Linked DNA regions of Homo sapiens: all the other regions are linked to region 1. Evidence: chromatin contacts called from ENCODE Hi-C data. All regions are on one chromosome and are shown on one strand. Each heading gives the region's core, a stretch centred on a gene start or an enhancer-like site at or near the end of the contact. The rest is flanking DNA. Distances are from core to core; before and after follow the strand shown.

Evidence for each region. Hi-C counts contacts between places; a loop is a spot of excess contacts on that map. Pooled maps may share reads with other maps.
Region 2: a loop to region 1 is called in a pooled map, with 7 times the contacts of the local background. The contact joins the promoter of MRPS25 here to the promoter of SETD5 in region 1. A Hi-C loop is called at or near these places in 4 of 50 pooled maps.
Region 3: a loop to region 1 is called in a pooled map, with 36 times the contacts of the local background. The contact joins the promoter of HACL1 here to the promoter of SETD5 in region 1. A Hi-C loop is called at or near these places in 6 of 50 pooled maps.
Region 4: a loop to region 1 is called in a map with no recorded cell type, with 22 times the contacts of the local background. The contact joins the enhancer-like site here to the promoter of SETD5 in region 1. A Hi-C loop is called at or near these places in 2 of 37 single-sample maps with no recorded cell type and 2 of 50 pooled maps.

What each region holds. Positions count from the first base shown.
Region 1 is chr3:9,396,298-9,398,997 of GRCh38, forward strand. SETD5 (SET domain containing 5) reads left to right here and starts at 1,318. Exons shown (of 23, transcript NM_001080517.3): 1 at 1,318-1,680. THUMPD3-AS1 (THUMPD3 antisense RNA 1) reads right to left here and starts at 326. Exons shown (of 4, transcript NR_132781.1): 1 at 263-326. RefSeq lists a silencer at 216-1,525 and an enhancer at 2,136-2,185.
Region 2 is chr3:15,064,037-15,066,736 of GRCh38, forward strand. MRPS25 (mitochondrial ribosomal protein S25) reads right to left here and starts at 1,279. Exons shown (of 4, transcript NM_022497.5): 1 at 1,025-1,279. The coding sequence starts at 1,158. RefSeq lists an enhancer at 1,259-1,438.
Region 3 is chr3:15,600,121-15,602,820 of GRCh38, forward strand. HACL1 (2-hydroxyacyl-CoA lyase 1) reads right to left here and starts at 1,449. Exons shown (of 17, transcript NM_012260.4): 1 at 1,263-1,449; 2 at 970-1,074. The coding sequence starts at 1,343. It overlaps BTD (biotinidase), which reads left to right and starts at 1,625. Exons shown (of 4, transcript NM_001370658.1): 1 at 1,625-1,774. RefSeq lists an enhancer at 1,354-1,996 and a silencer at 1,838-1,897.
Region 4 is chr3:14,433,586-14,436,285 of GRCh38, forward strand. The region is part of intron 2 of SLC6A6 (solute carrier family 6 member 6); the gene reads left to right. Among named protein-coding and RNA genes, the nearest start is that of SLC6A6, 32 kb to the left of the region's middle. RefSeq lists enhancers at 1,014-1,925, 1,926-2,700. Within about 2 kb of position 1,447, at least 14 of the 41 ENCODE cell types and tissues checked have a DNase peak (open chromatin) inside an H3K27ac peak, as active enhancers do.

The DNA of each region.
Region 1 (2,700 bases), core at 68-2,567:
TGACGAGATCACGCGAGGAGGAAAGGAGGGAGGGCTTCTTCCAGGCCCAGGGCGGTCCTTACAAGACGGGAGGCAGCAGAGAACTCCCATAAAGGTATTGCGGCACTCCCCTCCCCCTGCCCAGAAGGGTGCGGCCTTCTCTCCACCTCCTCCACCGCAGCTCCCTCAGGATTGCAGCTCGCGCCGGTTTTTGGAGAACAAGCGCCTCCCACCCACAAACCAGCCGGACCGACCCCCGCTCCTCCCCCACCCCCACGAGTGCCTGTAGCAGGTCGGGCTTGTCTCGCCCTTCAGGCGGTGGGAACCCGGGGCGGAGCCGCGGCCGCCGCCATCCAGAAGTCTCGGCCGGCAGCCCGCCCCCGCCTCCAGCGCGCGCTTCCTGCCACGTTGCGCAGGGGCGCGGGGCCAGACACTGCGGCGCTCGGCCTCGGGGAGGACCGTACCAACGCCCGCCTCCCCGCCACCCCCGCGCCCCGCGCAGTGGTTTCGCTCATGTGAGACTCGAGCCAGTAGCAAGGGCCCGGTCCCACAGCTTCGACAGCCAATCAGGTGTCGAAGACAAGCAGGCGGCGGGTAAACCGACTCCCCCGAAGGAAGGGGAGGGTGGGAGGACGCCCGCGCCAGAGCCGATTTCACTGACCCTCCCCTCCCGCCGCAGGAGGCCGGCCGCGCCCGCACACCCAGCATCTCTACACCCCACCTACCTACCCGCCCCACCCAGGGGGCAACGCGAGAGTCGCTAAGCGGCTGCGTACTCCCGACGGCGTAACTGACAGGAGCTTTACTCCAACCAGAATACGCCATTTGTGTTTTCACACACGGCGGGAGGAGAAACGGCCAATCGGCGACAAGAGGCTAGCCGGAAGCGCTCCTCCCTCTGCGAGAGCAATGGCTCCGTCCGGTTTCGAGCATTTTCCGCTCCCTTCTCCCTCCCCCTCCGGTTGCCGCAGGGCGGGCCTCCCTCCCGCCTGCATCCAGCCACCCCTTTCCCTCCCAACGTAACAAACATTATGTTCCCGACTTCCCACGGGAAAGGCAACCCCCGCAAGCCACCAGACGGCCCCCCTAGCCACCCATCCCCCCAGTGTACCGCACCTCCCCTCCCACCAGAGTTCCGCTCCCCTACCTAGCCGAGGCTCTCTGAGGAGCCGGAGCGCCGAAGCACAGCCTCTTCTCTAGGCGGCCCCGGCGGCTTCCGCTGATTGGCGGCGAGTGGGCCAATGGGTGCGGGGCGGTGGGCGGAGAGGCCAATGGCGCGGCGGGAGGGGGCGTGTCCCGGGTGCCCCTGGCGCCGGCGCTGGGAATCCCCGTGCGGTCAGTGGCGTTTCCGCTCGGGCAGCGGGCTGAGTGAGCTGCCGCCGCCGCCGCCGCCGCCGCCGCCGCCGCCGCTGCCGGGGGAGGGGCGGCCGCCGCCCGCCTGCGCTCAGAGACTCACGCAGCCCCAGTCCCGCCAGTCCGCCAACACAGTAGTGCCGGCCCCCCTCTTTCCCTGGCCCTGCCCCCCCTCCCCGCCTTTGGCTCGCTCCGCCTTTCTGCCCCCCACCCCCACCTCACGGGTACGGGCCATTCCCGGCCAGGAAACGCCGTGGCGCCGCGTTGGGCCTAACTCGAGTCCTGCCGCCTCCCGGGAGTGCCGTGCGCCGCAGCCCGGGCCCAGGCCCCGGCAGCGCCTGGGACAAGGTAAGGGTCCGACAGAAAAGAGACCGAACCTCACGATCGGGCCCCAGGGGAGGGAAGGGTCACCTCCTCCGTCTCCCCGCGCTCGCTCTCCTTGGGTCGTGGGCCTGGCCCTCCCCAAGCTCTTAGGAGGATGCTGCCACTTCTCACCCCCCTCGCCGCCTTGCACACACCGTTGCAACACCCCATTTTCCCAGGGAGAGAGATCCCCCTCTAATCTAGGCGACCCAACTCCCCCTTTCATGTTTTTCCTGGGTCAGGACGCTTCCCCTCCCCCAACGCCTCTTCACCCCCTTTCCTGGGAACTGCCTACTCCACGTTTACCTTTCCCTTGAGGAGAGGCCTCTTGCTGCCCTCCGCTCGAAATACACAGGCATACTTTTTTTCTCTCCCCGATCCCCCACTCCCTACCCCCGTTCTCGCGGCCTTGTGACAGACAACTCTGATCGCTCTGGGGGCCGCGATCTCCCCTCCGTAATCTTCCTGGACGCCTTCCCTCTCGTTTTCTGGCTTCCCACCTCAGATGGCTGCTTCCCAAAGGCATTACCTTCGCCACCCCCACCACACGTTCTCTGGCTCCCCGTGGCGTGTGCCACAGCGTGTCTGAGATAGCCTCGTTGAATGTGTAGGGTTCGAGCCTGGAGTTGAGCCAGATTGTGTCGTTTTACTTGCCTTGGGCGTGGAGAACGATCTTGTGAGAATATCTTCAAAGGCAGAAAAATATTCCCTTTATGAATTCTCTTTCCCTCTGCGTGTAAGTCGGGAATGTGAAGAGGAGTGTAGGAAAGAGCCCTGGTTCAAGTAGGTAAATCGCATGAGAGGGAAAGTTAAACTGTTGGGAAAGCCCCTTCTATGCTAATTGATTCTATAGAGTCCTTGCTTGTCTCACTTCTTGGGCGTCAGTGGTCTTTCTCTTGGATATGGATGCTGCAGTCAGCTCTGCTGGTCTGGGTCAGGGGTGCGTGTATGACCTGCATTTTCTGCTTTCTCATGTTACTTGTGCAATGTATTCACCGGTAACTC
Region 2 (2,700 bases), core at 29-2,528, 5.7 Mb after region 1:
GCTTCCGGATCTCTTGAAGGGCCATGCAGTGAAGGTCCGTCACCAAGGGGACCATGCCCCACAAGAAGTTGCTCCCCGCCCCCACGCCTCATTTTGATCCAACATACACCCAAGTCCCAAAGTTTCTGCGGGCTAAGGCTGCCTCCTCCATCACTGCTGAACTCCCAGCACACAGCACACAGCCTAGCACTCAGAGTGTACTCAATAAATGTAGACTTCATACCTGCAGAGCCTAAGGCACTGCTTAGGGCTGCCTCAGGGTCAATCCAAACCTTTCACTTGCCAACTGCCATTCAATGAGTCCCTACTCTGCTCCAAGCTGAAAGACATCCTAGGCGTTCCCTACAGTTCCTTCTAGTCGGGGTAGGGTCTGCCGCTGCACAGCTGACATAATTAATCACTTCCTTCCAAACCTTGAGTCCCGAAGGAAGCGGCCACACTGCCCGGCTCACCGCTCACCGGCTGGCATGGTGTCTCGTGGAGCTGCAAGTTACTTAACCTCTCTGTGCGCTTCCCCAGCCTTAGAGTGGGGATAAGCTGGGGTTTCTCTAGGCATCAGAAAAAAGAAAGCGCGAGAAGCATTCAGAACTGTGCGAGATATGATCAGTGTTCGCCGCTGTTATTTCTCTCATTTTATCCTCAGATTCGTCCTGGGGTGTCACCCCCGTCACCCCGAAAGGATCTGCGGCTGCCCCTCCCCAGCGCTTGCCTTGCTGGCCAGAGGGGCCAAGGGAACTGGTGGCCTCCCTCGGGTCAGCCTCGCCCACCGCGCCGGAGGAAGGAGATCCAGGAGTGGGGTTCTTGTCCTCCGCCCCCCAAACCTCGTCACGACTGCAGCCGGCCCGGCGGGGGCCCCGCCGTCCGCCTCAGTCTGGACCTCTGTAAAATGGGGGTAACAGCGCCGACCTGGGGGGCCCGCCCCGGGGATGAACGGCCGCCCAGAGCGACTCGGGACCTCACGTTACCAGCAGGCTGGCACGACTAGCAGGTTACGGCTCGCCAGGCGGCCGGGGCTGCGACTGACCTGGCGCCCTCGCCCAGCTCCCCATGCGTGTTGTAATTCACTGTCATGACCTTCACGGAGTCCTTGAACACCACGTTCCCCTGGCTCAGATATTGCAGGGTGCGGCGGATGGGGAAGCGGCCCTTCATGGGCATGGCGGCAACGGTGGCGGGGCCGACCCCACGGGCCGCGAGCCGAGCAGCGACGAGAAAGGACTAGCTAGCACCCGCGCGGATCTCACGCGGCTTCTCCCCAGAGCCAGGTTCCACTTCCCGCGCAGACGCACAGGAGACGCTTCCCGGCGGGCAGCGCACGCCGCGGAGCACTCTGGGACTTGTAGGCGGCCTTCGACCCGGCGCGGCGAGAACCGGTGTGTGCAGCTTCGCTTTAGGACGCCTTCCCCTTGGAAGGTTTAGGTTGTCGCGTCCTGTAAATTAGTCATTTCCCCATCCACCCACGGGAAAATATTTTTACATAGGCTAAAAGTCAGACATTGCAATAAGAAATAATCAGGAAAGCTCAGTTTGGATACCAAGTCAGCTGATAACGTCCTATTGAACGTATTGTCCATTTTTCTCCCCAAACATCTCCAGTTTTATCATGAAGAGTTCAAACTGCACTTTCTGACGTTGACTTAAACTTCTTAGCAAAAGAAAAAAAGATGGTTTGGGATCAATTCCTTCCTAAATTCAGCCACTTAACTCAGGACCTCAATTTTTTCGTAAACAAACTATGGGTGAGATGTATTTCTAGGGCCAGGCGCGGTGGCTCCCGCCTGTAAACCCAGCCTTTGGGGAAGCCGAGGCGGAAGGATCGCTTGAGGTCAGGAATTCGAGACCAGCCTGCCCAACATGGCGAAACCCCGTCTCTACTGAAAATACAAAAATTAGCCTGGTGTGGTGGCAGCACCTGTGGTCCCAGCTACTCAGAAGACTGAGGTGGGAGGATCGCTCGAACCCGGGAAGTTGCAGTGAGCCGAGATCGCGCCACTGCACTCCAGCCTGGGCGACAGAGCAAGACTCCCTCTCAAAAAAAAAAAAGATACATTTCTGAAGTACTCTTGATCTGAAAGGTATTTCTCCTTCTCTTTTGAAGAGTGATTTTGCCAGATTTAGAATTCTAGGTTAGTGTTTTTCCTTTCCCTCCCTCCCTTCTGGAGTGCAATGGTGCTATCTTGGCTCACCGCAACCTCCGCCTCCCAGGTTCAAGTGATTCTCCTGCCTCAGCCTCCCGAGTAGCCGGACTTACAGGCATGCGCCACTACACCCAGCTAATTTTGTATTGTCAGTAGAGACGGGGATTCTCCATGTTGGTCAGGCTGGTATCAAACTCCTGACCTCAGATGATCCGCCCGTCTCAGCTTCCCAAAGTGCTGGGATTACAGGCGTGAGCCACTGCGCCTGGCCCTGGTGTTTTTCTTTCAACAATTTAAATAGTTCACTCCACTCTTTTTTTGCTTGCATGGTTTCAAACAAGTAATTAAATGCAATTACATTTATAGGTATGATGGCTTTTTCCTTTAGCTTCTTTCAAATTTTCTCTTGGTGTTTGGTTTACGGGGTTAGAATAAGGTAATGCAGATCTGTAGATGTTTTGTATTTGTCCTGCTTGGAGTCCTCTGAGCCTCCTGGATCTGTGATTTCATGTCTGTCATTAATTTTGTAAAGTTCTTAGCCATTTATTAGTTCAGGTATTTA
Region 3 (2,700 bases), core at 199-2,698, 6.2 Mb after region 1:
TTAATAAATAATGTATAATATTAAGCATCTACACCACGTGAAAGCACAAACCAAGCCAGGCACTGTGGTGATATAACAAATGAATCACAACTTCTGCCCTCCAGGCACTCATGTATGATGGCAAAAGGCACCACTTAGGGTGGCCAGGCAGTTGTTTGGGCAAGAGGAGGCAAGAATTTAAATTAGAAGGCAACGGTGGGAGTGTAAAGCAGGAATATTTAGCCTCAGCTGGACTGAGAGTATGTGATATCACAGAAGTGGATTCTTGACCTTTCAAGCCCGCACTACTGAGAGAAGAGCAAGGTGGATTGGCAGAGGATGCACTTAAAGTGGATTGACAAAACGTCGTATCTTCCTTATCCTGCTTCCAAATAAGCCTCTAAGAAAGGTGGCAGCATGATGTGGTGGAAAAAGCATCAGGCTAGGATCTGAGCCATCTGAGTTTCCATCAAGGCACTACCATTTGTGATATCCTCCACCCTGCCCCGAACCAATCATACAACAAAGCCTTGGCCTTCACTCATTTATCCCACAGGTAATCTCTGAACACCTTTCTTATGCAGGCACCACACTAAGCACTGGGGGTACAGATGTGTCGTGAAGAAATAATATCCCTGCTCTAATGGAGCTTGTAGCCTAATAGGGAAGTCAGACTTTACTCATAAACTGTCCATTCCAATCATGACATACAGTATAGTAGTAAGAGAATGGACTCAGACCCAGAATACGTGGGTTCAAACCCTGGCTCTGCTACTACCAGCTGTGTCACCAAAGGCAAGTTTTACTTAACCTGTGTCTTTTCTCATCTGTCAACTTGGTGTAACAACAGTTAATATTCAACAGTGATTGATATGATATATGTAAAGTAGCAGAAGAGTGGTAAGCGCTATCTGGGTGTTTGCAATGCATACCTACCGCTATTACTGATCATTCCCAGTAACGCATTCAGCCACCTGAGTCCATACTCACCGCTTGCTCATTCCTCATCCCGATGTACTTGATGCCTAGCTGCTGGGCAGCAATGGCGATTTCGGTCACTGGGATGCCTACGATGCCAAATATGTACTCCACATCCTGAGGAACGAAGAACAGGGGAGTAAACTCCCAAGGCCCCACCATATCGCCACATCCTTCCCTCCCTCCCGGGCGCTAAAAGGAAAACCCCCCGACCCCCATCGCCCATTTCTACTCGTCTCCAAGACAACATCGCGGTCCCCGCCAGCTTCCGTAGGAGCCTTTCATTCCAGGAAGGTCCATCGTACTTGCGTTTTCAGGGCCTGAGCGATGACTTTAGCACCAGACACCTGCTCCTCGCTGCGCTCTGCGAAGTTACTGTCCGGCATCTTCCACCGAAAAGCTCTAAGCACTCACGCAGCCGGCAAACAAGCGGAATCATCCAGCAAGGCAAACGCGAAATCGGCAGCACGCCACCTCTGGTACTGCACCTCTGACGGACAGGAGGGCAACCAACTGCCTTAAACAACGGGAAGGAAGAGGCGGTCTAAATTCGTCCACTTCCCGGGAGAGGTGAGAATGTAAACACGCGCGTTCTCCAATCAGAACTGCGCTCTCTTCTCGGCTCCTCCATTCGCGCGCCAGAATGCCAGAGGGAGGCGGGACTAGCAGGAGATTGCTGCCTATGCAAAGCAGGTAAGAAGCCGAACTCTGAGGCCTCTCGCCATTGTCTCCGAGTCGGCCAGCTGGAGCGTTTTCGGGGCTGTAAAGGGAGAATGGCGCATGCGCATATTCAGGGCGGAAGGCGCGCTAAGAGCAGGTACGGAGGGGGCGTGGTGCGGCGCGGAGGGGGTGTGGTAAGGGCGTGCGGTCCAGACCCCGCCCCGGGCGCCCAGTTGGACTTGGGGAGGGCTGCGCAAAGGCTGCCGGGAGCTGGGAAGCCCGGCGCGCGTCGTTTGCTGGGGCTGTTTGTGCGTTGCTGCTGTGCTACCGCGTTGCGTTTTCTAGGCATTTACTTACACGCTTTGTGGTTTACGCTCTCATAACCTTGTGGTTTTATAGTCCTTAAATTATTGTAGCGCACGTTACTTAAATCCAGAAGCAGATGTGTACCCCAGCAAGAGATAAAATGACGCTCAGAGTCAGTAGATCCAGACCGTGCCTGAGATCCTGAATCCTGTTTCCTACCCACTATTCAGCCATTGGGTCACAAGCGATGAAAAGAGCACCTTGAAGGTAGTATAGAGCACTGTTTTCTCCAGCCCTTGCTACTAATCCATATTACTCTCCGCTAATATCTTTCCAAAATTAGGAACTATGGCGTTTCATAATTCTTAGGTTGGGTCCCTACCTACAACCAGCCCTGCACCCGATAGCCTTTTAAAACATTTTTGTGTGAAAATCGTTTGCAATGTGCAATATCTGAAACTACTGCCTTGGAGTCATTAGACCCTCTGCTCAGTGACAATAAACATAAAATTTCCAATTGTAATAAACAGTGGAACTTTTAATTTTTTGAGGATTTGGAGTCATTTTAAGCAAAAAGAACAGTGATAAGTGGACAGTAAAGAGATGAGAGGGGAGTGGGTCATGGGTAGTGAAATGAGTGAGAAGCACTGGAAGTGAAACGATTTCTAAACCCAGACATTTTCAAACTGTAGTCCTGGGTCTTTTCAAAAGGTCTTCCCCTCTTTTTCTCAACCCCTCAACCCCACCCCAAGCAGAGGAGAGTGAAGTGGTTGCCTC
Region 4 (2,700 bases), core at 197-2,696, 5.0 Mb after region 1:
GAGGTCAGGAGTTTGAGACTAGCCTGGCCAACATGGTGAAACCCCATCTCTACTAAAAATACTAAATAATTAGCTGGGCGTGGTGGCAGGCACCTGTAATCCCAGCTATTCAGGAGGCTGAGAAACGAGAATCTCTTGGACCCAGGTGGCGGAGGTTGCAGAGAGCTGAGATCGCACCCTGCACTCCAGCTTGGGCAACAGAGCTAGACTCTGTCTCAAAAAAAAAAAAAAAAAAAAAAAAAAGTCATAAGTACCTGCAGGGAAAAACCCAACATGGGCCCTTAAGTTCCCTTTCAGAGTAGAAGGGAAGGGTTGGTGGTCAGGGACAATCCAGGGCTTTTAGCCAAAAGCGTTGAGCCCTCACTGGGGCAGCACAAAACTTGGGATAAATCCAGGTTCTAACTCTGGCCTTGGGGGCCCCGTCCCCTCTTCCTCTCTGCCACACTCTGGCTTTCTGTTTCTTCACTATGTGCACCATGGCCCTCTTTACACCTGCTGTTCTCTGCTCTTAGAACAGTGTTCCCCCAGTTCTTTGCCCCCAGTTCTTTGCCTCAGCTTCAGTGTGGCTAAAAGCTTGTTCCCTAGAGCCGAGCTTCTGGGTTTGAATCCAGCTGTATGACCCTGGGCAAGTGGCTTTACTTCTCTGGGCCTCTTTCCATCATCCGGGCTGGTGAGGAGTAAGTGAGTGAGTTGGTGTCTGGAAAGGGCTTGGCACAGGGCCTGCCCACAGTGAGTCCTCAGCGAGCTGCTGTTGTTATGAAATGTCACCTCCGCAGAGGGGCCTACTTTGTTGTTTTCTGTGTGCTGGGCACTGTCATAAATAATTGCTCATTTATGTGTTTAGTGTCTATCTCCCCTTCTGCAGGTCAGCTTGGTAGGGCTCACCCACTGTCTCCAGTTCCTAGAGCAGTGCCTGGCACATAGTAGGGTGAGTTAACAGCCACTGCTTGCCAAAGCCACTCAAACCTTTGTTCTAACCCTGGACCTCTGAGATGCAGAGGGGAAGTGACTTGGCCTGCATGACCCAGCTTTCTGACCTCGCCCACTGCCCTTTCCCCGACTTAGCTGCTTGGGCTCTGCTGTGGGGCACCTCCGTTTGGAGTATGGTGTGTGCCTCAAACACCTTCATCTGGGGCAGCGCCAGCCACCCTGCCTCATCCTGGCCCTTCTCAGGCCATCCTGCCACCGGGAGCCTGCCGTGCCTCCACCCCTCCCCCTGCAACTGGCACGGTGGCACTCTCCTTGCTGCCTCTCCTCTGCTGCCAGACTGTGGTTCTCTGGGGCTTTGGGCCAGGTCCTGCCACTTCCAAGGAGATGATAAAACAGTTTGGACCCAGTCCCCAGACCTTATGTTCACCTGCCAATGTTTTTATGAGGGGAAGGTGACAAGTTGGCTGTCTATTAGACTCATACCGTGTCTCGCCACCCCCGGCGTTGTTCCAGAGGCTTGTTCTTTGCAAAACCTGCTCACTGTCATCCACTCTTCCCCAGCAAACCACAGACTAAGAAGAACTACGTGGTCTGGCTGGTCCCCATCCAGAGGTCACCTTGCCCCAGGGTGGCACCAAGGTCATGGAGTTGGGACGTGGGTGCAAATCCTGGCCCACTGTCCTGTAGCTGTGGGACCTGGGATAAGGCTTCCCCCTTCTCTGAGCCTCAGTCTCCTGATCTGTGAAAGGCAAGGCTGATGAGGCCGGGGGTGAGGTAGAGGCTTTTCTGCAGGGCTTAGTGTGATCCAGGCAGGAGGCTTCTAGCGGAGGTCGGGGGTCTCTGAGGGTAGACCCGTACTTTGGTGGGGTGGAGGTTGCAGTTAAATCAGGAGAGGGGAGGACCTCACCCGAGGATGCTGAACCCCAGGTAGATAACAAGCCCCTGTCCCAGAGACGGCATGCTGAAACGATTTCCTCAACAGAATTCACTTTCACTACGACCAGAATATTTTTGCTCATTGTTTCGGCTTTGTTCCGGGCAAAACAATGCCTGGCTTCCTGGATGACCTCACCGGGACAAGCCATCAGGGCTGTAGGCCAGCCTGGTCAGCATCTCCGCACGAGCCCATTCTTCCCTTTGCCACGGCCACCTTAGGTGACCTGGGGGCAATAGTGTGACCAAAGAGAGCAGACTGGCCACAGGCTGAGTCTGGCCCCCTCTGTGTTTGTGTTTGACCCAGGTGGTGGTTTAGAAACTGAAAAATGTGTGTGTGCATATAAACCAGATTTCAACATCTCTTGAGAAGCTGGAGGATCCAGCCCCAGTGGGCACCAGTCCCGAAGGCACCTGCAGTAGTGGGAGCTAAGGAGAGCTGCCTGTGAGAGTCCAGACTCCTCCTGTCCCCTGGTTCCCACTCTTCCCTGCGACCTCCCCACCCCAGTGGACTCCTGTCCTTTGCCCACCAGGCCTCTGGAGGCTTTGGAGCTCGCCACGCTTGAGTTAGCCTTTCCTTGGGAGCAGATAACCAACAGATACAGACCTCATGATACAATTCAATGATTCAATCTCTTAAAGGTGTACTTTTAAAATATATATAAAAGAGAAAAAGAAAGGCTTTGATTAATTTCCACTTAAAACAGCTACTCCACTTAGAGTGATGGAAAGAGCTTCTACTTTATTATTATTATTTTTTCATCTTTTTAGAAACAGGGTCTTGCTCTGTCACCCAGCCTGGAGTGAGGTGGCATGATCACAACTCACTGCAGCCTC